2 separate regions of the Homo sapiens genome follow, and region 1 is linked to region 2. A link is a loop called in an ENCODE intact Hi-C map of the cell type or tissue named here. Cell type or tissue: PC-9. All regions are shown on one strand. Links, peaks and the distances in the headings refer to the core of each region. The heading gives the core; the rest is flanking DNA. Region 1 holds the start of KCNMA1-AS3 (KCNMA1 antisense RNA 3). Region 2 overlaps KCNMA1 (potassium calcium-activated channel subfamily M alpha 1).

Region 1 (15,078 bases), core at 6,980-9,479, 65 kb before region 2:
CCGAGCCCCATCACTGGGAAGTGTCACTCATCTGGCCAGCACACATTGGTTTTTAATAACATTATGGAAATAATGCTGCAGGGCTGTGGAAAGGACAGAAGCTTGAGGGGCAGGGCCTCATCAGGTCTCCGAGAGCTTTGACCTTGAGAAAGAACCTTCTGGCCCCATCCAGAATAGCCACTTTCCTCAGGGATCTCTCCTGTAGGCTTTGTGGATTTATGTCTCCTGGGCTTAAGGAACAGGGCTTGGTGTGGCTGAACCTTCTTGCTGAATGGATCCCAGGGGACCCCAGGTGAGCATTGAGGCCGGGTTCTCAAGAGACTGAAGGGGGTCGGGGGGTTACCAGAGAGAGGACAGGCCCTTTGCTTCCCCAGTAACTGTTGACAATGGTAATACCTCCATGGCCCCTACTATGAATCAGATAATTTTCTGAGGACTTTATGTATATTAACTCATTTAAACTGAAAAACAATCCATGTGATAGGTATTGCCATTGTCCTGATTGTATAGATAAAGAAATTGAGGCACAGAGAGGTGAATTTATCTAAGATCACACAGGTGGGAAGTTGTGTTTGAGCCCGGGCAGTCCATCATCCTAACCATACTCCCTACTGCCTCAATGAGCTGACACAGCCCAGCCCTGATAAAGGGGGTGGCAGAGGGGAGGGGGATGAGGTGCCTTCCTGGCTGTTGGCATTCATTTCATTCACATTTTTATCAGGCACCCCTTTCAACCAGATACTGCTGTAGGCACTGAGGATACAGTGGAGTATAAATAGATAAGAGTTATATTCTAGCGAGGAGACACAAATCCCATATAAATGTACAAATAAGACAATTTCAGAGAATGCCAAATACAATCAAGAAAATAAAACCAAGAGGTCATAGTGTCCGTGGCAGGAAAAGGTAAGTAAGTTATTTTAGAGAGGAGGAAAAGGTAACTTTAAGAACCAGAGACAACTGTTTAGGAGAAGGCCTAGCCAAGACTGAATAATTCATGTGTTAAGAGGTTTTCAATCACCTACCAAATACAGGAAGGAACCAGTCATTGAGGCTATTGAGAAGTCAAGAAGTTAGAGACCTATGAAGACAAAGGCAGCCTGGGCTCTGCTCCACCTGCCCACTCATGGGCCTAGGCATCAGAAGCTCCGCCATCTTGCACTGCAACCCTGGAAGCCACAGTCTCTTCAGTGCCATCAGGGAAGACAGCAACTGCACCACCACACACAGGCATCCCCTGCCCCAGCCCAGAAGTGATGCACATCCCTTAGTGCCTCATGTCCTGCCTAACAGTGGATGCTGGAAATTTACAGGAGCAACTGGAATATTCATAAGCCTAACTGCCTCGGCCACCAGCCCACAAGGGACACTAATGGAGACAGCAGAGTTGCGTGAGGGCTCACGAGCTAAGAGGTGGAACCCAGCCAGGCTGAGTAGAAAGTAAGCCATCGACAAGCAGGGAGTTAATAGGTTTTTCCAAATGAACGGTCCTTAATTTCAATTCATTGAGAGGTGAGGGATCAGGTGAAGGAAGCAAGGTGAAAAGGAGGATTAATCCATCCATCAAGGACCTTGGGTACTGAAAACATGAAAAGATGAATGCATTTGTGAGACATACTGATTCACTACCATGAGAAATAATTATCTTGAAGCTTATTTGGTCCCAGAATCAATCTTTATTTAACCGTACTTATTTTTGGTGGCTCATCCTGCTTGCCTCTCTTGGAAACTCAAGAAATGCTTTCTCTATTTTTTTTTTTGGGTAAATTCCAAAGACTTGCATATTTCATATTTTTCAACAGGATGATCTTTGTGTAGACTGACTGTCTTCCCTCTTCACTAGTCCTCTCTATCATTGGACCTCACCCGTAGTAATCACTCACTCCACAATCATCTTCTCTTGTTTCCTGCATCACTCATCACTACCTTAAAGTATTATTTATTGATTTATTATTTTTTTATAATCTGACTCTTCTATTGTAATATAAGGTGGGTAAAGACGGAGACCTTTCCTGTCTCCGTTGGCCACATCCCCAACACCACACCAATCAAGCAACAGACTAAGGACACAGCTAAATAAATGAACAAAAAGATAATAATAACAATCATGTGTTAGTCTTCATAACAATCTTCATTTATTCTTTTTGATTATTCCCATGTTACAAATGAAGAAATGGAGGCACAGAGAATAATTAAGTAACTTGCTCAAGGTTATACAGATATTGTAAAACAGCCAGGATTTGAAACCAGAGAGTTTGGCTAGAGGTTCCATGCTTTGTTGGTATAAATATTTAAGAAATATTTGTTGATTGAATGAATAATAAATAAATGAATGGCTTCCTTGTGTTTCCTGCCTTCTTTACCAGGGTTATTTGCCTTCAACTTTCACTGGACCCTCTATGTATCAGGCATGGTCTTAAATTCTCTTCACACATTATTCAGTTGAGGGTAGTCCCATCTACCATATCTCCATAGAATCGGTCCCAAGCCTGGTACTTAGAACTGCCCTGCATTGTCAGGCTCCCCCTTTGCCAGGTGGTGCCTCCCTAATCTGAAATCATGGACTGAGTACCTTCAAAAGAAAAATTAAACCAAAGATCAGGAGGAGATGCTTCTGACTTAGTGAGTCTAGAAGACCCTGGCCTCCCTTGCCCACTCTGCCCAGAAACTGAATCCCAGAGAGATGAAGTTATGGGTTTCATACCTGTGTCTGCCCATCAACCCAAGGGGGACAAATGCCAACATAGAATGACAGAGAGGGAAGGAAGAAAGTGTTTTTCCTAATTAATTGGCTCTAAAAGTGGAGAGGAACCAAGTTGGGTTATTATAGAAGCATCAGCGTCCGACACAGGTCTTCAACTGCCATGCAAATACCCCCTACTCTGCACCATGCAGTTCCCATGGTTTACTCTGTTGTGATGTAACTGTGCATGTTTCTACCTGAACCCATTGAACACGGCTTTGTGCTTGAACCTTGAACAATGCCTGGGACACAGTTGGTGCTCAATAAATAATGATGGGATAAATGAATGAGGGATCCCCATTCTCCTACCTACCTTGGCCTTGTCATCATCTCTCACTTTTGCGACTGCCAGATAACACCTAGCTCTATCCCCTTGAGCCATCCAAGTCTCAGACACATTCATATACTGACTGACCTTGAATACATACTCCCTTCCTGAAAGAGATGCTTCCCAGGACCCTGCATCATGGAAAATAGGAATATCATGGTAAACGTTGCTTTAATTGAACAGTGGAATCTATGCTAGTCTTCATGACGAACCTTGAAACACAAGAGTGCTGCAGTAACCATCATTCCTGAATTGTGGAACTTCACAGACTCAGGTTAGCCCCAAGTGATGCTTTGCTGAGCAATTTAAAACCCAGTCATGCAAAGCCAAGTGCTTTCATGTTTGAGAAACAAAAACATTTCAACTGCTCAGCACATCTAAATCAGTACTCCCTTAACAACCCACCTTGGTTCTTCCCCTTGATTCTGAAAGCCAATTTAGTAAGAAAAGCATATTAATAATCTTGCCCTCTCACTGGCCTTCCCTCCCTCCCTCCTATTCCAGCATCTTGCAGCTGGTACCTTGGGTCATTTGTTTTGTTTTTGTCCCTTAGGCTGAAGTGCGTCCACAGTTTTGAAACTGCTAACTAGAGTTTATATGGAAAATTCAGATTAGAAACAAATTCAAATGCACTCTCTCATTTTCCTGTAATACACTGGGTTTCTTCCCCCAATCAGCTAGAAGACTTGCTGGGTACCTCCTCATTGTGTCCTGTTGGAAAGTGTCTCTTCTGGTCACCTTGACTGTTAAATAAGTAAACAGACTCATTGGGGTTGCTGTGTCCTGTGACATTGGCACAGACTCTCACCCCAGCCAAGCATGCACATATCAATGGGCCACCATCTGTGGCAGAATTACCAGACCCAAGATGGAATTTGATGCATCTGTCCTGGTGAAATGGCATTATACTTCTGCCATATTCTTCTGGTTCAAGAACATTGTCCTCAAGCCCAAGGGACAGCCCTGTCCAGCATAAACATGATTAAAATGCCCATTGCCCGACTGCCCTGCTGACCAAGAAACATGGCCAAGCACAGAGTCTGCAAGCAGCCTGCATGTGGGTCTAAAGAAGAGGAAGGGGGAAAGTGTTTCCAGAAAGTAAGGTTGCCAAGATTTGAATCTCAATGTCACAATCTGGCTTTATGACCTTGGGTGAGTCCCTTAATCCCACAGAGCCTCAGTTTCCCCATCTGTAAAATGAAGAGTACCAATATCCTGATGTGTTGTGAGGATTACATGAGATCATTTTCGTAAAGCACCCTAGCACAGAGCCTGATACAGTGTCATTGGGAGCTAAGATTTACCAGCACTCATCATATACCAGGCCTTGTGCATGAACCCCACCTACATTATGTCATTAAGCATCACTGCATGCATAAGAAATGGGTGTTACCATCCCTATGTTACAACAGAGAAGACTGATGGTCAGAAAAGTTAAGTAACCTGCACAAAGGCAAGGAGGTAGAGACGAGTGAACTTAGGATTGGAACTCAGGACTCTCTTAACCACATGAAGAGAATCCAAGTGGAAGGTGCCTCCTACCAACGCTGAGATGAGGTTCGTGTCTGTGGGCCCCTGTCTGAGGCTGGTTGACAAGAAGCTTTAGAGAGACGCTTGGGGATGGCAGGCTTGCAGCCAGAGGCCAGGGTTTGACTCCTGTATGGGCTGTGTGACCAGGGGCCTCTTTACCGCTCGGGTGTGCTTCACCTCCTTCCTCCATAAGACAAGGACAACTGCATCTTCCCTGTAAGACTATTGGGAATAAAACAATAGGGCTTTGTGACCTTTGACCTAAGGTAGGATTCTTATACTACCCCATGCTCTATGACATGATAAGAAGACAGTACCAACACTCAGCACAGTGTTAAAAGATTCCAGCAAATAATAATGGATACTAACATAATAATAGCTACCATATATAGAATACATTATATTTCAGAAACTGTACTAAAACCTTAATTAAAGCACTTAATCCTCAATGCAACCCTGTGAAGTAGATGCTTTTTATTATCCCCTTTTACAGATGAGGAAACTGAGGCATGTAATGATTAGGTGACTTGCTCAAGGTCACAAAACTAAGTGCTGAAAACTTGGGATTCACATGGTTGCATCAAAACTTTATTGAAAGGATTGGTCAATCCAAGTGAACAACACATCTGGACTGTGCCCCATAGAAACAAGCATTTTAGTTTCACTAGAATCACCGGGATAAACAGAGGCAAGCTAACCCCTTTACTACAGGACATCTATGGTCTTTAACTTGTAAATACGAGGAAACCATCAAGAGGGAGATAGAGTATGCAGCCTTTCCTGAGCTTTGAGGGGCAACAGTGTGCTCTGACATACGATTCGAGATGTACCAAGTCTGAGTCATTTACCCTAAATAGAACAGCCTTCCATTGGCTGTTGGAAACACAAAGTAAAACCCAAAGAAGAGAGAAAGCAAAAGTGAAGAGGCCATTGTCCTCGATCCTTTATCTTTTGTTCTCTGATTCAGATCAGGAGAGGTGTGTATGCCTGCAGACCTGGACACCCGCAAGCCACATGCTGAATGAAGGCCCACAGAAGTCCCAAAAAAAGATGGAACCAGGGAAAGGAGGTCAGCCTGGAACAGTCCTGGGAAGCTGAGACCCAGCCCAGAACCTGCTGGAATCAATAGTCTTTAACACAACTGTGACATTAGCTTGGGCTGCTGGGATCCGTCTTGAAAGAAGAAGCTTTGTATATTTCTGCTCTTATTCCCCACAGGATCCAGAAATATATTTCTGTAATTCTTTTAGCTGATAAGTATGAAAAACAGAATTTTAAATATTCCAGTAGGGACCTGACAGAACAGGGCCATCTTCATTAGCTGCTGAATTTCCCAATGACTCCTAGAAATTGACACAATTAGACAAAATTAAGTGCTTCTGTCCTGAGGATAGGCCGCCACTGTTCTTTAGGGCATATCTTTGCAAAGGAAGGTGCTGGAATTCCTCACAAAAGCCACATCCCTCTCTCTCTCACACTCTTTCTCTGAGCAAATCTAAAATCTAGTGCCAAATTCCTTGGAGCTAATTCTAAAACCAGGAAAGCTTTTTGTAAGATTATAAAGATTGTATTGGACTTTGAAGATGAGTCCCTTTGCTCAGCAACTTACTTTCTTAATGCAATCCCTGAATTCTCCTTGCTATGCTCTGAATGTTTATGCCTGCCCACCCCCAATTCATACGTTGAAACCTCATCACCAATGTAATTATATTAAGAGATGAAGCCTTTGGGAGGTGATAACGTCATGGAGACAGAGCTCTCATGAATGAGATTCATGCCCTTATAAAAGAGCCTCCAGAGAGCTGCCTTGCCCCTTCCACCATGTGAGGACACAGCAAGAAAGTGCCATCTATGAACCAGACAGCGGGCCCTCACCAGACACCAAATCTGCTGGTGTCTTGACCTTGAACTTTCCAGCCTCCAGAACTGTGAGAAATAAATGTGCTTATCAGCCCCCCAAGTTTATGGTATCTTGTTACAGCAGGCCAAACAGACTAAGACATTCCTCCATCCTCCCATCGACTGGGCAAAAGGATAATATTACTTCCATTTCTATGGTGATTATGGAAACTCAGACCCAGCAAGTGGCTCCCAACCCACTGGGTGAGTAAGCAGGGAAACTGAGGTTAGGAAATGAACTCAGTTCCTTTTCTCCCCATCATCTTTTCTCCCCTATAAGAAACTTATCAGCAGTTCTTTTGCATGTAGAGTCAATCAGAAAATCATTAGCCAAGGTCAGACAAGAAACCACAGCTTTGGTTTCTTTGATTTCAAGGTTAGAATAAGAGCAATGGAACTTTAAAGAGCATGGATGGTAGTAACTGTCTCTGAGAAGCCAGCCACTCAAACTTTCCAGGCCCAGAATCAACATTTATTTGGAAAAACTTTTTGTTGTCCATTTTTTTAAAGAGCTCTAAACTTCCAGTGAGTCTTATGTAGATCTATTTATATGCCCATTTCTTCTTTTATTTTTTGAGACAGAGTCTCGCTCTGTCACCCAGCCTGGAGTATAGTGGTACGATCTCGGCTTGGCTCACCGCAACCTCTGCCTCCCAGGCTCAAGCGATTCTCCTGCTTCAGCCTCCCGAGTAGCTGGGACTACAGGCGCCTGCCACCACACCCGGCTAATTTTTGTATTTTTAATAGAGATGGGGTTTCACCATGTTGGCCAGGCCAGTCACAAACTCCTCACCTCAGGTGATCCACCAGCCACGGCCTCCCAAAGTGCTGGGATTATAAGCATGATCCACTGTGCCCAGCCTACATGCCCATTTCATAGGCAAGAATACTGATGCATAGGGCACACCACACTTTACAGGCACAAGAATGAACAAGTCTTTAGAGGGTAACTATTTCTTGTGCAAGAATCAAATGCAACTGCTGACACTTACAGTTTTATCACTGGTGACAGCATGAGTGGCTGAGTGAGCAGGATGAATCTTGAGCCTGGGGTGTAGACCAGAGCAGGGGCTTCCAGGTGCTCACACCTCTGGAAAGCAAGAGGAACTGGAACAGTTGGAGTTCAGAATAGGCTAAAAAATCTCCTGCCAGTCTTCACAGCAGAATCTCTGAGTGGAGCACACAGCCATTTTGAAGTTGGCCTACTTGGATGCCAGGGCTCAAAAATTCTAATGTGGCCAAAGAAACCTTCAGAGAACTACAGCAAATTCAACTGATAAATTTGTTCTACTCTAGAAAAGACACTGCCAAAATTCCAGTCCCTATCTATCAGGGACCTTGGATAAGTCCCTTCCCCTGCATGCATATCATCACAGACCATCCTCATATGGGGGTGGGGAGGGTGTCTCTCTCCCCTCTTCAGCTGCCTTCCTACCTCCAGGGGTGCACCAATTCACTGTGATGACCTCACAATCATGCCTGGTGATTATGAGGACTTAGTGGGATGATGCTCTGGGCAACCACAGGGATTGCTCACCGGTGACTCAGTGGTTGACTCAAAGGCTAGAGGGTGGTTTGGGGGTGGAGGCAGAGGTCCAGTGAGCTGGGCTCCACCCTTTCTCTCCCTGCAGTCCCAACTCCATTTTTATCTGTGCTATATGTTGGAGTCTAGCCAAGATGTCATTTGAACAAAGATTCTGAAAGATCAAAGAAAAAAGTTTGAAAACCACCAGGACAATGCTTTCAGGGGACTTTATCCAAAAGACTGCAACAATGTAAAGAGATACGATTGCTTTTATTACTGTGATATGTTTAAAGTATTATAAATTTTTTAAGAGCTTTGTAAGTGACAGAAGTGAAGACATGCTCATTTTAATGTTACCAGTCAACTCTGAGAAGACTAAAGGTCAAGGGACAATGAAAATGTGACCCTTACCAACGACAGAAACTCCCAGGAAGCCACAATTAACTCAAGACCACCAGGATATTTGGGGAAGTTTATCCTTCTGGAAACCAGAATTTCTGATTTGTGGAAAATTCTATAGATATTCTCTGCCAGACTCCAGCCTATTTGGTAAGCTGGCCACAGATGATTTAGAACACAATGACCCTGATACTCACTAGAGCTCTGAGTGTGGCTGGATAAGCCCATTTCAGCAGCATGTCAGCCCCTCCCTGAACTAGGCTCTGTCACTCAGATCTCAGATCTTAGGGCAGCTGTAGTCTGCCCCTTGCTTTCTTATTACCCCAGATAACCAATGTTATCCTCTGTTTTTCCTTCCTCCCAGGGGGAAAAGAATTCAGAACCCTAGTCTGAGTATATGAATTAGACTCTGCAAATTGTTTATATGAGTCATTCTCAAAACTAGGTCTGGAGGGTCCCCAAGAGATCCACAAATTTCTTGCAATATTCATGTAACAATGTTCATCTCTTTAGATCTATTACCATTGAGTAACCCATTGATATTTAACAACAAAACAACAGCAAACACCATCCTGATAGCTTTAAAAGCAACCCTGTTCTTCTAATTGTTTCTAGTGCATGCTTTTTGAAGCTAAACTAGTAGACTGGATTGTCCTCAAGTAGACTGGCTCACCAAAGGTGTCCACAACAAGAACATTTCAAGTTCAGATTGGACAGGAATATTTATGAGGGTTTGACCAGTGCTAGACTTGCCAGACAATGTGCCTGAATAGTCTCCCTGAACTTCTCTCTTAAACACAAACAAGATCCTATGCTGGCTTTCTGGCCACACCTGTGCCAGCCACAAATGGGCTAAAACACGTGAAATGTGCTGTCCGCGTGCAGGGTTCAAATCAGATAACAAAATACACATTGACGGTTCTCTATAGAATGAAAAATATCCTACTTTCATTGCATGCTGGTGTTGGGTCAGAAAACAACAGTTTCTTATTTCTCCTGGTTAGTGGTCCTTTGGAAATCACAGAGGAAATACATGCAGAGAGTTAAGAGGACTACTTCACATCTGTTGTCCCGTGATGCTACTTAACTGAACACTACACTCATGTGCCCATTCCCGTTCCCTTTCCCCTTTATGGTAAATGTTGTCCCATATGACTTTGTGATTGATGGAAATGTTCTCTATCTGTGCTGCCCAATATGGTAGCCACTAACCACACATGGCTATTGAGTACTCAAAAGGTGGCTAATGCAAAGAGAAACTGAACCTGTAATTTCATTTAAACTTAAACAACCACTCGTGTCTAGTGGCTACCATATAAAACAGTGAACTAAGTCTAAAATTTAGGATCTTGCAGTACAGGGTGTGTGTGTGTGTGTGTGTGTGTGTGTTTGTGTGTGTGTGTTAACAAAACAAACACTGCTCCTTCTGTAGTGAGCACTGGCCTATGGCCAGGGTCTAAGGAATATGCAAAAGAAAGTGACTGGAAGTTTTAAGCTTTTAAGGTTTTATCAAAAGACATTTCTTACCACTCCCTCTGGGCAGTACTGTAGAACATCTACTAGGGAGAGGATGATATGAAGATAGAGAAGCAACAAAAGTACAGACACATTAGAGGCAAAATATAGATGCCACCTTGTAAACTGGTTGATAATTCAGAAAATGACAGCTCTCCCCGACTTAGTTGGAAAGGCAAAGGCCAAATGGGAAACATCAGTCTCTTCACGTCCATGGAAGACAATCCCCTGAATGCAAAATTAGAACTTGGTGGCTATTTCCTGATCCAGCCCCTTGTATTTTTCATGAAGCTTAAAGGAGATTAATGGGACAATCAGGATATTACAGATGAGAAGCACAGGCATTTCAAATGAGGCTGTGACAAATGGCTGGGAGGCCTTTAGAATGGGGGAAGAGAGGATGTGGAACAAGCCCTGGACTGGGAAGCTCCTCACTATGATTCACACCCTGGTCCTGCTAATGACCACCTGGCCAGGAGACCCTGGAGAGGCATCCAACCCTTCCCTGAGAGCCACTGGACAGAGGAATAGGAGCCCCATCACTGAGTGGTTGTAGGGCTCAAGAAGGATCATATTGGCAGCAAGAACTCCAGAAACTATAAAGCTCTATTTAGATGAATCACATTATTATTAAACAGTTCAATCAACATAATAATTATTAATAATAGCTAAGATTTATTCAGTGTCTGCTATTGCCAGACAATATATATGCAAAGTCTCTAGGGCTTACAGCAACCCTATAAGATATGTCTATCTATCCACATCATTCGTGCTTACTAGATGCTGTTACAAGTGTTTTCCATATATATGAAGGTATATATAATATATACATATATAATGCATAAAATTTGTAAATGAGTTAAATGAGGATTAATCCTTACAACAACCTATAATGTGGACATTACTTGTATCAATATTTTACAGATGAAACAATTGAGGCCAAAGAGATAAAGTGACAGCCACCATCATCCCAACTAAGTTGGAAGGCCAAATGACAAAAGGAAACATAAGAACGCAATTACCTGAATGACAGATTAGAACTCAGGGATTATTTCTTGATCCAGGCTTAGTCAATGGAAGAGCTGGGACATGAACGCAGGCACAGTTGGTGAACAGTAGAGCCAGGATTCAGACTCAGGCAGCCTGGCTACAGGGCCTGTTTTCTTCAACCCCATGGCATCCTGCCTCTTTTTTTGGGGGGGGGGGTGGTGGGGGTGGAGGGGTGGGGATGGAGTCTTGTTCTGTCACCCAGGCTGGAGTTCAGTGAGTGGTGCAATCTCGGCTAACTGCAACCTCCGCCTCCTGGGTTCAAGCGATTCTCCTGCCTCAGCCTCCCAAGTAGCTGGGACTACAGATGCGTGCCACCACACCCAGCTAATTTTTGTATTTTTAGTAGAGACAGGGTTTCACCATGTTGGCCATGATGGCACGATGGTCTCGATCTCTTGACCTCGTGATCTGCCTGCCTCAGCATCCCAAAGTGCTGAAAGTGACAGGGTAAGGATTTGAAACTCAGGCCTGCCTGCCTGTCTCCAACCACTCAGTCTTTTCTTCAGCCACCCTGCGTCCGTTACAATTCACACACTGTTTGTCACCACTGGCTAATGGCTTTGGATATTTCTTCCTCTTATCAGTGTGAGACATCTGGGGAGGCTCCCCTTTTTTTCACCATTTGAGGACTGAAAGTAAATTTAGCTTCCTCAGCAGAAAGAAAAGAAGCTGTTTTGGAGGTTGGGAAGAGCTTTAGAAAATGCGGCATCACGTCTGTTGCCCCATTTGAAGAAAGCAGCTCTGGAAAAGGCCTAGGACATTAGTTGCTACAAAGTTCTAGATCATTCTGTGTGGTAAGTATGCCATCATGCCCATAGCACTCTTCTCTGTCCACAAAATTCGTCATATACTAATAAAGAATGGGTGTCTTTGGACAAAGTCAAAGCAAGTTTGTCCAGAGTACTAACTAAGAAGAGACTACAGAGGGAAGCAAAAGGTAGTTCAGTGGCTGAATTATCCAAGGAAAGGCCTAGAATTTGAGTTGTCATAGACTGAGCATCAAAGATTATGTCTTGGAGCTATATAGAACCTTTACTGCCCAAAAAAGAGAGACTATGGAAACTTCAGTGCTCTGGTAAACATTTCTTTGATGCCTTACCAAAACATATGCCTTCTGAGCATTTGATATGGTTTGGCTCTGTGTCCCCACCCAAATCTCATCTTGAATTGTATTCCCATAATTCCCACGTATTGTGGGAGGGATTCCGTGGGAGATAATCTGAATCACGGGGTGGTTTCCCCCATACTGTTCTCGTGGTAGCGAATAAATCTCATGAGATCTGATGGTTTTATCAGGGGTTTCCACTTTTGCATCCTCCTCATTTTTATCTTGCTGCTGTCAGGTAAAGAAGTGCCTTTCACCTCCCACTGTGATTCTGAGGCCTCCCCAGCCATGTGGAACTGTAAGTCCAATTTAACCTCTTTTTCTTCACAGTCTCAGGTATGTCTTTATCAGCAGTGTGAAAACGGACTAATATAGCATCCGTTGTCCACTTCCTCCTTCCATCAGTCTGCAAAATTCCATTTGGGGATCCATGTGGCTTCAGGGAAATCAACTTTATCAATGTTCTCTGTTCCGTGGCAGCAGTGATGGGTTCAGGGATGGGCATGTGACCTAAGCCAGTCCAATCAGAGTGACTCTCAGGTCTTGCTGAAAGTGCCTGGAAACGATGCCATTTCCTTCCTGTTGGGCATGATGAAGGAAGCATCTAGCCCCAGGAGCTCCTTCAGTCATATTAGGGCCTAAAAGGTGCCAGCCTTTGATAAAGACACCAAAGGATATGAAAGATAGCATAAGACAGAACGGAGAGATGGAAAGAAGCCAGATCCTTGGTGATATTGTTGAGCCAACAGATCAAGTTTGGCCTTAAGTCAGCCCTAATTCTGTGCTTTTCAATTAGATAAGACAATACATGCCCTTTATTATTTAAGCCTATTTGTGTTAGGAGTTCTAGTCTTTGCAAATGAAAGCACCTAACTAATACTAATGTAGATCTCTGTGGCCATCCTTCTGGTAAAAGGAGAAGGCAGAGTCAAGGGTGACATTACATTTCCTGAAACTGGCAGCTCCATCTCATAGAAAACTCACGCATTACTCAGTGAAAAAACGACCCCCTGTACACAATATCCACGTGGGAAACTCCTACTCACTCATCAAGACCCATCTCTAATGTCCCTTCTGTCTCCTAGACTACATTTACGTAAAATTAATCACTTCCTTCTGTTTTACTTCCATAGAGGCATATTACTCATTCTTTTATGTAACTATAAACACAGAGCAATTACATACAGCTCAAGGGCAGAGAATGTCTTATTCATCCCTAAATGCATCAAACCCAGCACAAGCACATAGATGCTGGATTCTCCAGGTTGCATGGCCTTTAACAAGTTCTCTACCATTCTGACCCTGTTTTCTCTCCTGTAAAATAGGGCTAATTGTATATGTCAGAGGATTGTTGTGAAAAATATCAATAACGGAAGCTACAGGAATTTCACTAAAATGTGTTTAATTATAGTAAAATTAAATTGATACATAATTTTGTAAATCTTCAATAGTCTTTAGCTCAATATTGATAGCCAAAAATTAAGCCTGGAGGATAGAAATAACTTCTTAACTCTACAGTTGGAAAAGTGTGGGCATAGAACTTGTCTTTGCCTTCTAGATCAGGTCTGTGTTGGTAAATTAGACACCGTGTGGCCTTTCAACATCCAGGAGCAAGATGGCAGGAGAATCATGCCAACAACTGAGGTACCTTGCAGGAAATCAAACAGGAAGAAATCACCCAATGGGATCAGCTGGGCAAACATGGGTCACCCCAGGTCTGGTCCCTCAAGTCTACCCAACCAAACCATATCATAGTGGATAGCTATTATCTTTACCTGACTAGCATTCATTGCCCCTTCTGGTATGCCCTATTCCCCACTCTCAATCCCTCTGTTTTAAGAATGCGCCCACCTCCACCTTCCATCTCCAGGAGTGATATCCACCCAGGTTTGCTCAGTAAGACTATGAGACCTATCTTCCTGGCTGTGGTGATTGGTTCAGAAGCAACATGCCAACCAACCTGATCCAATGAGAGTGAGTTCTAGGACTTTTGCTGGAACTACTGTATGTCTATATATAAAAGAGAATCTATCTTTCTATTGAAAGCCAAAGGTAAGAAGCCAATATGATATGCATTTGATTCTGTTACGGAAATCCACATAAAAGAAGGCTGCCCAAGTATAAAACCAACACAGAAGAAAGCAGAGGTAAGAGATGGAAAAAGAAATGAGTGAACCAGTGACAGCAAGAGACTGAAGAACATCATTTGATTGCCTGGAATCAGCTAAGCCTGAAGAGAAGCCTAACCCTAAGCTTTTCAGTTACCCAAGCCATCAAATTCCCATCCCCATTTTTTTGGTTCTTAAGCAGCTTGAACCATAGTTGTCTCACTTGCATGCAAGAGATCCCTGAAGATACATGCAGTTCCTCAGGTGAAGATTGCCATCAGTTAACAGATCCTGGCACCCATGGACCCTGGGACAGTCATTCTGGTAGCATCCTCTGGTAGAGAATAACATAGTCAAATCTGACAGTCAGAGAGTATCTGCCAGCCTCTGCTTAGATATAGCCCACTGAAAGGGAGAGATGATTAATTTAGCCTTGATTTCAAAACCTTGTCTTGTATATTCCATTCAGCACTTTTTATCTTCCTGTATTCCCCTGGTTCCTCTCTAGCTGAATAAAGAACAATTTTTAAAGCAAACATCTTCACTGTGTATCTAGCAAAGCTTTCTGCTTCATTGGAATATGTGATTTATTTAAAAAATTAAATTTCCCATGAGACGCAATAATTTAAATTAAGAGAAAAGCTTGTCTTTCTTAAACTTCAGTTTCTACATACAAATTGATGTTTTATAGATTCCAGAAACTTTCACTGTTATGAAGATGGCTCTCAGTTTTCCTGCTGGATTCAGATTCTCTTCATGACTTAAAACAACATGAGGAGGATGAGTCACAACTGTAAGCTGGTGAAATGCAGAAAGAACCACCTAGGAATTCAAATGTCAGCTTAAGAAAGACAGAATGGCTTAAAAATCAAAGAT
Region 2 (15,078 bases), core at 5,384-7,883:
GAACAGGGATGAGTCCTGCCTTGTCACCCTGCCTGATTCTTGCAGGAGCCCTAATCTGGTAACAGAGCATTGCCTTTCTGAAAGCAACTGCTTTACAAACGGCAGGCAAGTGGAGTCACTGTCCTCTGGTTCTGGGCAGGAAGCAGGGCTGCTCTGGAGAAAGAAGTCCTGTGCCACAAAGCCAGAGCCCTCACAGAACGCAGGGCTCAACACTCAGATTCCTACCCAGCTGCAACTTGCAGGGCAGGTCCCCCGTTGTCACCCTGCACCCTAACAGGATGTCAAATTGCCAAGTCTCAGCAGGTGACCTGTCATGCTGGGCACACCCTCCCTGACAGGGTGAGCTGCTGCCACACCTGCTCTCACCCGGTTGGACTCTCTCACCCCCAGGCACACTCCTGACACCTGTCAAGCTGAACCAGGCACCAAGGTCACTGCAGGCACCACACCTGCTGGATGACTGCCTCAGGCATGAGAAGCTGGCTGGGCCCGCCTTGAGGGGATCCCAGGGCCCCTCCCTGCTGCCTGCCTAGAGCCAAGCCTTGAAGCTCCAAGTCTGCCTCGGGTTTAACTACGTGTCAGTTCTTTGGACACTGGTTCCTCATCCAGGATCTGGGAAGTTGTTTAGGCAAAGGCCATCTGGGAAGAAAAATACTTTTCAAAAATGTAACTGAAATCATGTCACTGTTGTACCCAACACCCTCCTATGGCTTCTTGGCCCATTCAGAGGACAAGTGAAGTCTTCACACCCAATCAGCCCCACTCGTGCCTGTCATCCTGCGAGTCTGCCGCTCACTAGCTCCACTTCAGATGCAATGGCCTCCTCATGCTGCCAGGACATTCCAGACCCAGTCCCGTCTCGGGGCTGTCTGCACTGGCCTCTGCCTCTGCTCCAGAGATCCCCGTGGCTGCACCCTCATTTCTCTCGAGCTTTGGTTCACATCCTCACTTTGTCCATGAGCTCTCCACCTCATCCCGACCTCTCCCTGTCTGTGCTGTCTTCTCCGGAGTGTGTCTGCCACCTGCTTCCTTTACTTCATCATTGTGTGCTGTCTGCAAGCTGCATGAGGGAAAGAGTTTTTGTCTGTTTCTTTTTGTTTTGTTTGTTTTGTTTTAGACAGAGTCTTTCTCTGTCACCCAGGCTGGAGTGCAGTGGCGTGATCTCGGCTCACTGCAACCTCTGCCTCCTGGGTTCAAGCGATTCTCCTGTCTCAGCCTCCTGAGTGCTAGGAGTATAGGCATGTGCCACCACACCTGTTTAGTTTTTGCATTTTTAGTAGAGATGGGGGTTTCACCATGTCTGTTTCATTTATGGCTGTATCTTCAATATTGAATCCCTGTGAGCTCAGAGTAAGCACCTGACAAATCTTGGTGGGTGGGAGGGAAGGAAGGAGTGGGGGAAGGAGGAGAGGAGGGAGGAGAGCTACAGCAAATGGAAAGTCAGTTCTTACCATGCACAATCTAGAATAGATATTACTAGTAAATAGTACTACTAACAATAATTATACTATCGACTACTGTTTTTTAGCATGATCATAGTAACTCTATGACGTTGGTACTAATGTCCTCCATTGACAGATGAGAGGTTAAGTAGCTGGCCCAGGAAGACACAGTGTGAATTTAAATCCAGCTGTCTGATGCCAAAAAGGGACACGTACCCATCCTGCTGTCCTCCCGGGAACAGTGTGAGCAGCAGACGGGAGAATGCATGTGCAAGGATTATTGGCTGCTGCAAAGTGCCCACGAAAGGTTTATTAACATGAAGAGCACTCAATTCATGCCACTTCTGGGTACTGCTTGTACCATCACGACCCTTCTTCCAGGGCCCTGTGCCTATGGAGGGCAGTTCCATCAAGGACAGAGAAACACAGTTCCTTTCTCTGCCAAGAACCTGCCCGGAACCATAAATTCACCCTTCGTGGAGCAGAGTATCACATTGGAAATGAGCGTGGCCAAGCTGACGGGCTGTGAAGCCCTCCTGCTAAGAACCACGGTTCTCTATGCAGATGCTGCTAAAGGAAGATTTGGCTTCCTCCCTCGCCATGCGTATCCTTGGAGTCCTTAGCACGCTCTGCCCAGCGGTCTCCAGCACTAAGAGGCTGAGCTCTGCCGGGCCTGACGCACCTGAGTGGGAGGTAGGGTTCTGACAGGGAACAGGAGAGATCAGGTTAGCACAAAACCATCTCCGCTAGCCCTTTTGGGACCAGAGTAGGGGCTGGGAAGCCCCTCTCATCCCTGGAAGCTGGATGTTCTGCCCAGCACCCTGGAACCATGGGATAGTCCCAGGATGCTTGACCCCCAGAGGGCTGTGAGAGAAGGAAGGGCCTCATGCCTCACAGCCCCTTTGTCCTCAAATTTTCCTGGTCAACATCAGAAGGCCATTTCCCCTGAGCCTTCATTGATGGACTGCGCTCTGAGTTACTCATTCCATCTGCCAGGAGCCCCACCCCACCCTCTCCCTGGCCACTCCATTGCCCCATCTCCTCTCGTCTGTTGAAACTGACCCAGCAGCCCCACATGCTGCTGTCCTCAACTGGGCACAATGCAGAAGGGCTCCTTCTCTCCTACCAAAGGGTGGGGGCAGGGGGAAGCCTTCTGGACCAGAAGCTATGAAGCCAGGCACAGGCTGTGTGCCCTGGGCCAGTCACCTAACCTCTCTGAGAAGAGTCCCTATCTGGGAGACGAGAGGGGGTGGTGAGTTAAATCCACAGTTTTCTGTACCTTGAGGCCCAGCATTGTGAGGTGCCCCAGGGGGGCTGGTTACCAAGGGAGGGCAGAGGAGGCAGGGCCCCGGACCCCGCGGAAATAAAAGCGCCTCTGCATTGAGCAATTTCACCTATTATGGTTCTGTGCTAGACTGCATCTGAGTGAAGGGATTTTCTGGGGAAAAACATTAGAAATCCCCTGAGTAAAAGTCCATAGGCCCATGTTAGCTTTTTTTTGTTTTGTTTTGTTTTGTTTTGTTTTTTGAGAAAGAGTCTCACTCTGTTGCCCAGGCTGGAGTACAGTGGCGTGATCTCAGCTCACTGCAATTTCTGCCTCCCAGGTTCAAGTGATTCTTGTGCCTCAGCCTCCCTAGTAGCTGGGATTACAGGCGTGTGTCATCATACCCGGCTAATTTTTGTATTTTTAGTACAGACAGGGTTTCACCATGTTGGCCAGGCTGGTCTCAAACTTCTGACCTCAAGTGATCCACCTGCCTCAGCCTCCCAAAGTGCTAGGATTTACAGGAGTGAGCCACCTCGCCCGGCCCCATGTTAGCTTTTTAAAAAATGCTTTGTTTCATGACAATAACTATGACATCCTGTGGCACAGTTTGGCCTAAGATCCAGAAGTGTCTGAACCTCAATACCTTAGGAAGCCCTGGGGCTGCTGGTCCCTCCCCGCGGGCTGCTCTCCTCTCCTTCGCCTCAGGTTTTCACCAGCCCCGAATGCTGGGGCTGGGTCTTCCGTGTCCCCCCTCCCATGCCAAAGAGGACATCCACCCAGCAACCTCTTTCACCTCCTGGGCGGGTTTCCCAGCCACGGGCATTCTCCCAGGTACCAATAATCCTGCATATTAGGGTATTAGGCAGATTACCCAAAGCAGCTCAAGCAAATCAAGCATAGCATGGGCACCACCAGCTGGGGTTTTCATGGCAAGAGTTCTGCAAAGGGAATGGATGGAGGAGGTGGTTACTCTGAGACTCAAGGACCAGAGAAATAGGGCAACAGGGGACCCAGGTCTTTCCTAGAGCTGGTGTCAGGAGTGGCAGAGTTCACTTCTGCCCCTGGGAAGTTGCATAGTCCAACCTCTCCCTGGCTGCCATCACTTCTCCTGCTCTGCACCCCGGAGACTCTGCACCAGCAGGGCTTAAGACATTTGCACTGATTAATTCACCTAGCAGTTACTGTGTTTGCTAACTGTGGGCTGTACCTTTAGGGAAGGGACACACTGTCCACAGATTCAGGCAACAGGAACTTATAAAGAAGCTGGGACCTAACCGATTACCCCGAGCTGTCAGAAAGCCCTGTGAGTTTACTGGGTGTCTCGGCTGGACCTACAGTGCTCCACCATTGAGGCATTTTTAGCCATTGCTTTCTGGGTGCCCTGTCCAGATTCTCACTCTTAGAAGCACCCCTGCGCTGGGTGTGAACAACTACTCTTTGGAAGTCTTCATGGTAGAAAAAGGCCAGGTGACCTTTAACAAGTCCTTACCATCTTGTGCCTCAGGTTTCTTTGTCTCAAATGCAGGGAGCCATGTAAACACTCCCCAAGGTCTGTCCAGCTCTAAACTGTCTGACCCGGAGGCCTGGATTGTTAAGTCCCTTACTTTGCACGCACTGTCTCAGCTCTGTAACCCTGGGCAAGTCAATCAAGCATCATTTCCCTCCCCCGGGAAATGCTGCAGGACAGATTCCTTTTCAGCTCTTCTCAGAGCCAGGTTCAAAGCTGCTCTCCCATTCCCTGAGGACCAAGGGGGTCAACTGGTGCTCAGGAGATCACTGATCCCCTCTTACATCTACTGTGTTCTGTCCTTGGTGATTTTACACCAACTTAATCTTCACAAGAAGCCTGCAAGATAGGAATGTTTTTTCTTTTTTTCTTTTTTCTTTTTCTTTTGAGACAGAGTCTCACTCTGTCGCCCAGGATGGAGTGCAGTGATGCAATCTCAGCTCACTGCAGCCTCCGCCTCCCAGGTTCAAACGATTCTCCTCCTCAGCCTCCCAGGTAGCTGGGATTACAGGCACCCACCACCATGCTCCAGTAATTTTTTTTTTCCTAGTAAGATGGGGTTTCAACATGTTGGATAGGCTGGTCTGGAACTCCTGACCTCAAGTGATCTGCCCGCCTCAGCCTCCCAAAGTGCTGGGATTACAGGCGTGAGCCACCACGCCTGGCTGCAAGGTAGGAATGTCATGAGGCTCAGAGAGATTGGGTAATTTTCCAAGATTACCCATCTTGTAAGTGGCAGAGCTGAAATTTCAATCTAGTCCATTCTAACTCTGAAGGCCATATTTTTTCTCTCTATTCCACACTGTCTTGGGATAGGTCCAATGTGCAAGAACAGAGATGGAATCTCCATATAAAATTCTGTTTACTACTACTACTGAAACAACCATCTCACAACCTATGGCTTCTAAGTAACAAAATCCTGTAGTACAGACATCTAAATTCAGTTATAATCCACTATGTACGGACAGAGAGTTGGAGAAATGGGCTAGGGGACGGGGATCCAACCTGGGAATACAATGCTCATTAGACATTAGATATGTTCTCAAATGGCCACATATGCTGCCTAAAATTAGTAAGGCAACCTCCAAACTTTCAGGGCTAATACATACATCCTGGCCAATGTGCCGTATTTGTAAAATAACAATCTCCTTCTCTTTCAATTAGCTTAATAAAATTGGAAAATATAAGTGACAGTCCAGAGTCCACTATCAGAGCCATAGAGACTTTGAATTGGATTAGTAGAGTCCTCAGCCAGGATGACCCTGGCAGGGTCCAAGACAGCCTGCTGTCCATCAGAGACTCGGAGACTCAGCTGCCAGTCTGCAGGGCAGCCCATCCTGCCCCAGAAGCTCAGCTCAAGACCTGCCCAGACAAGAAAACTGTGGCAGGGGCCCAGCAGGAAGGCAAAAATTACATTTGTTTCTCATCAGGGCAGACTGGGATATGGATAACCAAACACACAGGAAATCCCAAACCCTCATGTTCATAAAAGAATGCAGAAATCTTCGTGCCAAGTTAACTTTTACCGGAGGGAGCCCATTGCCATCCTGTAGACCAGGAGGAGGATCCAGCCCCCAAGGAGCCTCACTCTCCTCAGCAAAGGCTCCTGCAGGTAGCTCACAGGTGCTCTGTTCCCATGGGTCCTGCATGGCCACAGGGCAGTGCTGCCCCTGATGTGGTACGGAATGAAAAGCCTCAGTACAGCGCACTGTGTGTGTCAGTGGAAGACAACTGATGAAGGGCCTCTCCCAGGAAGAACTGTCCTTTTCTTTGACATTATATCGTTACTCCTTTGTTGGGTATTAACATGTCCTTTTAATGAAATGACAATGGTGGCAGAGCTGGCATTTGACAGTTTCTTTTTTTATGTTTTTGCTTGTCAAAATAAAAAGCTGGTGGCCTTGTGATATTCTGTTTTATAAAAATTCATTGATTATCCCACAAAAAGTCTAGGAACCACTCCCCTAGCCCAAATGCCTCATTCTACAGGCAGGAAATTTAAGGCCCCAATATTCCACACTCATAGTGGCCAGGTTCCCCTCGAAAAATGTGGCTTTCAGACTTCAGGGGCCCAGGGTGTGTCTGTCACACTAGCCAGAGGCAGCCTTGGGGCCAGGAAAGGTAGGGTCTGAGGGATGGAGGCATGGTCTCTCAGGGCTGGAGGAGCTCTGCAAGCTGCTGGCCCACACAATAGGGGAAAGGGGAAGGCAAGCATTTTCAGAGCTCAGGGCCATACCAACCGCCTGAGTTCCTGGCATCTAATGCCTTCACTACCACTACTGCAGGAAATGCACAGAACTATAACAACCTCCCGGGAAATACTACAAGTGTTACCGTGGCCCCAAGCCACCACCCAAGGGGCAACTGGGAAGAAAGAATTCAACCACAGATAGCAGATAGGATGAATTGTTTATGGTTGAATATTCCCTTCAGAGTCAACAGAGGACTCCAAGCAATTTGGAGTAAAAAGATGAGTAACCCGAGAGCAATGTAAGTCACAGCCCAGTGCCCCACACGGAAGGGAACACGGTCATCCCCTTCGCTGCTGTTCTTTGCTTCCCACCACTACCACCTTCATCACACACGTGTGCTTATTCTCTAGCAGTCAGGGCAGAGTCTGCCTGATTTGCCCACTCCACATCCTCAAAGCCTGAACAGCACCTAGCACACGGTGAGCATTTCACAGTGCACTGAAATAATAAATGAAGAAATTCTGTTTTTTGTTCTGTCCTGCTTTGTTTTCACTCTTCGCTCATATCTTCTGGAATCTCAAAAATCCTGCCAAGTCCACAATGCCCTAAGCATAGAAGTCAAACTCCTCAAGGCCTGATCTTCAAGGCCTGGAGCTGAGGCTGCCGGCTGCCCTCCCCACTCGTCACTGACCTGCTCTTCCACCTGACTTCTCGGCTATGACTTGGTCCTCCTGACTGCCACACCTCCGTGCTGGCTGTTCCCACTCCTGGGATGCTCTCCCCATTGCTCCCCAACCATCTTCATCCTCCCTGATCAAATCCCAGAGGTGCAGTGAAGTTCTCCTTCCTGGCTAGATCTCCCCAAAGCTCTCCCTGTCCTGTCTCCAGGGCCCACATCTGCTCCCCCAATTCCACATGGGACAGGTACTTAGCTGTCTTTTGGTCCATGCATGTTGCATTGCCCCAGTTAGCCTGGACAATCCTTGAAGGCAAGGCCTATATACCTTTTATGCCCAAAGTGTTTGGCATACAGCAATGTGCTTAACAGACACGTACCGATTGAGTAAATTAAATCTCTGCTCAGTGGGCACTGGAAAAGCAAGAGCTTTCCCAGGCATCACTGACGTCTGGGTAAACCAGGCCAGTTTCCATGACTTGAAGCTTAAACTGGGGGTTGGCTCCTAACTGCTGTTCCTCAGGGCAGCTACATTTTCAAATAAAAACACTAAATCCCAAATGAGATCAGATGACATGGAGCTTCTGAGAGGCACATGCCCTACCAGGCATGTCAGTCAAAAGAAAGATGAATGTTCTTGTTTACAAAAGGATTTGTCCCGTGCCAGGAAAATTTCCACCATGATTTAGGACCTAATCCAGTCTGTGCCTATAGACCTCACCAACTGAACATGTTCCCGCTTCTTCCATTTGCTGAACTTGGATGGGGCTTGGCTTCGGGTCAAAAGAGCTGTCCCAATTAGGTCGTCAGACAGCCTTTCCCCACACTTAAGATGATCCCCATTCAGGAAACCAAGGGCTAGCAAGACAGACAGACTTTGGGAGGCAGAAAGATGGCCAGGTTACCAGGCATACAGCGGCAGTCAGGATCTACCGCTCCGAGCACAGCCCAGCCTGAGGAACCAGGCTCCCAGAGCTGCCCTGCTCCCTGGACTCTGCCTCTGACCTCACCCCTTGGAAGAACTGGCTGGGTTCCAAAACTTCAGCCTCTATGTCCCTGGGTTCCCACACACCCTAGTTTGGATCTAGGTCTCCAACACAGCAGCCAAACACAAGAGAGTCCAGAGCAGTTGCTAATGTGAAATAAAAACAATTCAACAGCCCAGGGAAAGGAGACAGGACTTCTTTTTCCATTGGATTCAGAGAACTCCTTCTCCTTTTCCTTCTCGATCCCTAATGGGAGTTAAGGATGGCAAGCGCCTGGCCCTGCAAAGCCTCAACTCTCTACTTGGCTCCGCTAGACCCATCAATCTTCTCTCCATGGCCTGGGACCCCTCCAACCCTGGACGTCGAGAGAGACTCGGCAGCTGTGAGAACCTTCTTTCTCAAGTAAGGTTTTTTTCCAAAATTATATCAGGTTTCCTTCTACCCCAGCTTGTCAGTGGGGGACTCTTTTGCCTAACATGGTTGAGGAATGTCTTAGAAACTGGTGTGATTCAATCTGGCTTCTGATGAGGTTTTCCACCCAGACAGAGCTCACCGAGTGTCTGGAAGTGTCGGTTCCCTACACCCAGGGGCATCCACACCCTGTCCCCATCTCCAGACCTCAGTGAGGAGGATACCCTTGACAAAGTGGCTGGTCCAGCCCTACGATGAAGTTGGATCCAGAAAAAGAGCCAAGAGGAAGCCAAAAGGACTTGCCCACACACTTGCATCCACGGGGGCCTCCCTCCTACCATGTCCCCTCTTTCCCCCAACTTTCTAAATTGGTGAATCTACTTGCAACACACCCAGTATAAATAATTGAAGAGCTCCCGATGGAAGTGGCTCAATAATTGAAATCTCAAAAGGCACACACCTTTCTTTTAGAAGAGAGGGCCACCTCATTCAGACTTCTCCAGGGGAAGTCGTTCTTCCCCTCATTCCTTTTCAGACTGGCCTCCTTCTACAAATACAGATTTTAACCAGAGGGTAATTGTTAGAAAGTGCAGTTTGCAAAAATGTCAGTAACCTGAATGCCAAGTTTACTAATGAATTGTGACTAGGCTGTTGTTAGTGCCGCCACACTCTCACCTGAAGACCCACAATCTCCCCTGGACAGAGGGAAACTGGCTGTCCCTCTGTTACTGCTCAGCTACTGCACTGAGGTGGGGTGGCACCAGGGGGACTGGCATGAAGGTCACATGAGGGGAGAGTTCCTTTTACATCTCAGAAGTCTCTTATTATAAGGATCTGCCAACTGCAAGGAGAGAAGAGCCCTGCAGAGCAGAGGGACCTGCCAGAGCGCTGCAGGCATCAACTTTGCTGGCGTCTTGGAAAGACGCCCCACGTCTCCATAACAACTAACCATCCAGCCCTTAGCACTGACAGGGATGGAGACCTTTTTTGGAGGAGCAGATCCGGAAGAAAGGTCAGGTGGTTACCTGAATCCCAAGTCTCTTTGTTTTGTTTTGTTTTGTTTTTCTCCTTTTGCAGCTGTTTTTCTTACTAGAAGCTAGGCAGAAAGAGTTGTTACTCAGATTTCTTGAACTTGAGACGTCAAAGGTGAGACGCCAGCCAAGGAGAAGGGATGGTCAGGGAAGCTTCTGGGGATACCGACAGTATTTTATTTTTTGAACTCAGTGGTAGTGACACAAATTTTCTATAATAATTTGCTATTTTGTAATTTTTCATTTTATAGACTTTTCTGTCTATACTATTTTTTTAAAGTCTTTAAAAAATAAATTGGGCAAACTGCTCTTCAGGGACCCATCGTCATTGCCAGCATTTATTAAGTATCTTCTGGCACAGGACAGAAATCAGTCTGCAAATCACCCTGTGTCACAGCCCTGGAAAGCAGGACTGAGAACCAGAAAACTTCAGTGGAAGTCATTGGTCCCAGTGGCCAAAGCACCAAACTGAAGAAGAAAGTGAAGAGGTCAGGGGCAATCACAACAAGTCATAGGATCAATGGGCTAGAGGCCCCAGAGAACTTGTTGATGCAGTTTGCTGTTATCCCAGCTTTAGAGCTCTGCCTATAAACAAAGTCATAGAGAGGGGAATGTGATTCATGATTTGTACCTGCCTTGGAAGGGCCTGAAGTGAATTGGGGTACGCAGGGCCCTGGCCATCAGTGAAAGAGTGGGTCTTCTGCTGCCCTGCTGATCCACTGCTGAGGGTAACTCATGGTCCCAGCACAGCCTTCACTGAACTGTCAGGCACATGAAGCAATCAGGAGTCTAGATTGAGTTTCCAAAACAGGAGCACCTCTTTGCTCTCTGTAAGCCTCCACTGATGGCTCATGCCAGCCACATGGCTCCCCTAGCCTCCCCTGCACCCACCGGAGGCTGTTAATAGACCTGTCATTGTGCTCATGTTGGATTAATGACCACTGTTCTCCTTCCCAAATCCTACACATTGTTTAAGAGAAAGCCTAAACGCTGCCTCTGCCATGAAGCCTCTCCAGACCTCTTCAGTAGAGCTAACGTCTCCAGGGCTGTTTGCTCAATACTTCCTTTCAGGTATCAGTCCCCTCAGATATCACTTGTTTCTCTGCTTATCAGTCCTCATTACATTCTAGTCCAGTGGCTACATCCATCAGTCTCCCGGCTAAGAACCTGAGGTCAGGAGCCAGGGCTTATTAATTCTTATATTTCATAGCATCTAGCACTGGGCCTGGTGGATTTGTAGCAGGTGTGCAACAAACAATCAATATTTATTAATATATCAGGGTCCAAGAGCACAGACCCAGTAACCAGGAAGGAAGGTTCTTTAGGTTGTCAGAGAACACAAAGGGCCTGGCAGGAGGGAGGCCAAGCATCACAGAGAACCTTCACCTTTCAAATCTACCCACTTCTCTCCATCTCAGCTTCTCTCCCCTGGTTGACTCCTAAGCTTCATAATCATTTACATTGTATCATGCAATGGTACAATTCCCACTTAGTTCTGCCCCTCATTCTCCACACTGAAGCCAGAGAGATACCACAAGGTTTCTATCAGTCACATCATGCCTGTGCTTAAACTCTTCTCAGGGACTCCCCCTTGCTCTTAGGCAAAAGTTAAGGCCCTCAGCATGGCCGTCGAAGATGCTCTGGCACATCTGGCCTTTGCCAGGCATCTGGCCACATACTGAAATACTCTTGGCCTCACCTCCCTTAATCCACAGCAATACTGGACATTCTTGCATTCCTTCAATGAGCACTCCTCTTTTCTAATTCAGGGATCTGCATGTCCTAGGTTTCCTTTTCCTGTAACAACCTTCTTCACACAGTCATATTCCAGATGTCCTACTCATATTTAAGATCTCTCCCCAGGAAGCCTTTCCTAACTCACCCTCCACCTCCACTCCACCACCACCATTGCTATCAGTCAATAAAACCTTCCAATCATGTGGTCTTTGCACTGCTCCTTCATAACACTCAAGGCATTTGCAAGTACTTGTTCAGGGCCTCTTTGCTTCACTAGACTAGAGGTGGGCAAATTGTTTCTGTAAAGGGCCAGATAGGAAATATTTTAGGCTTTAGCATATGGTCTCTGTTGCAACTATTCAGCTCTGTTGCTGGGGGGCAAAAGTGGCCTTAGACAATATATAAACAAAGGAGTGTGGTTGTATTCCAGCGGAATTTTATTTAGAGACATTGAAATCAGAATTTCATACCATTTCATGTTTCATGAAATATTCTTCATTTAAAATTTTTGTTCAACTATTTAAAAATGTGAAAACCATTCTTAGCTAATGGGCCATACAAAAACAGATGGCAGGCCAGACTTGGCCCACAGCCTGTGGTGTGCCAGCTCCTGCACTAGACTATCAGTTTCCTAGAGACGGAAGCCACGTCTTGTTCACAGATGTATCTCTCCAGCACAGTGTCTTGTTCTCACAAGGCGGTTCATAAAAATTCACTGAATGCCTTGATATGTGGACTAGAGCCATGTTTCCCAGTGTAAATTCACGGAACACCAGTCTGATGGGAAACTCCATACAAAAGGGACACTTCTCTTTGCAGTGAAATCTGGAAATGCCATCATTCCTCTTCTAACAAATGTTCAATGCTCACTGCATACAGCATAGCAAAAGCTCAGAGATAGCCTTCAGTCAAGGAACCTGTTCAACATAGACCAATACAATGCTGCCCACACTCATTTTGACCAAATAACTTTCTTCTTTAACCCAAAATATCTGCCAGTGTCCAAGGGCAGCCCCACTGAAAAGTGATGCAGTGAGGAGAGACGGCAGAATTTAGAGGAATGGGTCTCAAACTTTAGTGTGCATCAGAGTCACCAGGAAGGCTTATTAAAATAAGAAACTACCCCAGCCCAGAGTTTCCAATTCAGTAGGCTTAGGTTGGAGCATAAGAATTTACATGCCTTACATGTTTCTCAGCTGACGCTAATGCTGATGGCTAGGGGAACCCCGTTTTGAGAAACACTGATCTGCAGAATAAATGATTTCAAGGCTTCGGTCCTCTAGCTGGAGTTTGCTCCTCCATCCAAGGATCTTATTCCCAGGTGAACTCCAACTTGTCCACTTTCTCACACTGGCAGTAGCAGCTCTGACCCATCTTTCTAGTCTTAGGCACCTGTAATGGGTTGCAGTGTTTTTTTCCAAAAGATTTGTTTCAATAGTAATCCCCAGTTCCTGTGAAGGTAAGCCTTATTTGGAAAGAAGGTCTTTGCAGATGTAATCAAGTTAAAATGAGGTCATACTGGAGTAGGGTGAGCTCCTAATCCAATATGACTGGTGTCCCTAGGAGAGGAGGAAAGAGACACACATAGGGAGAACGCCCCATGACCAAAGAAGCAGAGACTGGAGTGGTGGCTGCAAGTCAAAGACTGCCAGCCACCAGCAGAAACACGGAAGATGCAAGGAAGGAGAAACCCTACAGGCTTCAGAGGGAGGCTGGCCCTGCTGACATCTTGATTTAAGCCTTCCAGCCTTCTGAACTGTGAGACAATAAATTAACATTGTTTTAAGTCAACCCCGTTGTTATGGCATCACTAAGAAACATTCTAGTCCAAGGACAGATAAAGCTCTGGCCAAGGCCTTATTCTTGGTAGGTGTCCACATGAACTCTGAAGGAGGAAGCCACGATGTCAGCTGTCTGTTCCCTTTGTCATCACTGCTAGACAGTGGGTGTCTGCGCTGGGGTCTGTTTTTGGAAATTAGATTATCTAATTAATGTGATGTTTTGTTGGATCCATGCCTTAGGGCTGGATTTGGCAAAAAGCATGTGATTATTTTTTACTCTTAAAAAAATGTCACTAAATAAGATAAGGAGACTTGGCTTTGCCCTATCTTGGGCTCCACATGTCCTGTTTCTCACTGAGAGACCCTGGCAAGGAGTTTCTCAGTGACAAAGAAATGGTTTCTTCTCCTCTAGTTCTGAGCTATAAACACCTTCTCTAATCGACATAGAAACGGCTAAGCAGTAGATATTTTCAGTCAGAGTACCCCAGTTTTAGTCATAAATTATATGCCTCTCCTTTTGGAAATATAAGGGGTATAATTTTTATTCTTGGGCAGACATAGTCCTGTGCCCGATACCTTAGGAAAGAGCCAAAAAGAGAATGTGGACACAGCTTGTCATGGTGGATGGAGAGGAAGGAGACACCAGGGGTAGGGACTCTGTATTCTGAAGCTCTGAGGCCACAGGATGAAAAATCAGAGCCAAGTGAATGCCTTCTCTGCCTCTCCAATCCATGCCAACCCAGGGCTGGCTGCTCACATGGGGTCTGCACAAACTTGAAAATCTCCAGATGTTTTATAGGGGGGACAAAGCCACGCTTTCTGCTGCAACAGACTGTGAGACTTTTAGGATGCTCACCCCAAGGCCCTTGAAAAATGAGAGAGGGGTCTGATTCTTTGAGATGGGTAAGGCAGAGGCACCCCGTGGAAGTCAAGCATTCCTTCTCTCTTCCCTCCCAAGGCCAGCATGTAATTTCAAATGTCCAGTCCATCCATGAACAATATGTTAGCCTTTGGCCAGGCGGTGAGCTTCCAAAATGCAAACATCTCAGCCTCTGTCTGCAGAGGTGAGAATTCAGCTTGGCAGAGGAATGGGACACTGTCAAGGAAGACAAGCTTTTGGAGTCAGACAATCCCAGGTTTGCATATTGGCCTTGTTTTGTTGGTTTGTTTTGCTTTGTGTTAAAATCTAATTTATTCTGCAAACTACAGCAGGTTAGTTAATCCTTTGAAACCTCAGGTTTCTGAGCTATAATACAGGAATAATTATAAGTGCTTTGCAGCAGATTTGTGAGGATTCTGAGAGTTGTTGGATGTGTCTAGCACATTCCTTCTAACTTATAAAGCATTATATGCCAAGTATGAATCTAAGTAATGCACATGCCCTAATCTTTTCCATCCTTACAACTATTTATAGCACTGCCCCCATATGGCAAATGAAGGCTCAGAGAGGTCAAGGCACCTGCCCACAGTCACAAAGTCAGTAAGCAGCTGATTCTGGAGCTGGTGCTCTCACCACAGGGACTGCTATATACCCATAGTGGAAGCCTGGGGCTAGGAATGAAGATCTGTGTTCATTCATTCATTCATTCATTCATTCAACAATTCACCTGGGCATCTCTGAGAGAGGATTACTCACAACAGGTTCTCAGACAAAAAAAAAAATACAATCTCTCCTTCCAGGAGTTGAAGATCTCTCAGGGGAAACAGACAAGTACCCAAAACTAAATCAAGGTAGAATATGACACCAGGGAGGAAGAGAGTATGGCAGAGGACCTGTTAAATGGCAGGAACAGACTGATTTAATGAAGGTGGTGGTATTTCTGCTGAGCCTCAAAGGATAGGCATGATTTTGACAGATGCACTCAGCCTGGTTCAGTCCAAATTAGGGCCCCCTTGTTCTTTCTCATCACAACCCATTCATTTCCTTTGTTGGACTCACTGTGATTTTAATTTCACAGCTATTTGCTGATTTATTTGTTCAATGCTGGTCTCCCACACTAGACCATGAGCAGGAAGGAGAGGCAGCATGCAACTGTGCTCGTTGTCTA

Evidence for each region. Hi-C counts contacts between places; a loop is a spot of excess contacts. Peaks named below come from ENCODE experiments on the same cell type or tissue, not always from the same donor. Only the 100,000 strongest peaks of a DNase experiment are listed, where the experiment ranks them.
Region 1: it touches region 2 in a loop (5-fold over the local background); 2 of 110 quality-filtered maps call a loop at or near these places.

The regions. Positions count from the first base shown.
Region 1 is chr10:77,342,837-77,357,914 of GRCh38, forward strand. All of the region lies in intron 2 of KCNMA1 (potassium calcium-activated channel subfamily M alpha 1), which reads right to left. KCNMA1-AS3 (KCNMA1 antisense RNA 3) reads left to right here and starts at 8,036. Exons shown (of 6, transcript NR_126365.1): 1 at 8,036-8,574; 2 at 11,574-11,783; 3 at 12,333-12,392. RefSeq lists an enhancer at 7,438-8,637. In PC-9, for the core only: no CTCF peak of the experiment used is centred there; a DNase peak (open chromatin) is centred at 8,045; H3K27ac peaks cover 559 bases.
Region 2 is chr10:77,409,907-77,424,984 of GRCh38, forward strand. All of the region lies in intron 1 of KCNMA1 (potassium calcium-activated channel subfamily M alpha 1), which reads right to left. Among named protein-coding and RNA genes, the nearest start is that of KCNMA1-AS3, 67 kb to the left of the region's middle. RefSeq lists an enhancer at 367-866. In PC-9, for the core only: no CTCF peak of the experiment used is centred there; DNase peaks (open chromatin) are centred at 6,705 and 6,975; H3K4me3 peaks cover 931 bases; H3K27ac peaks cover 2,390 bases.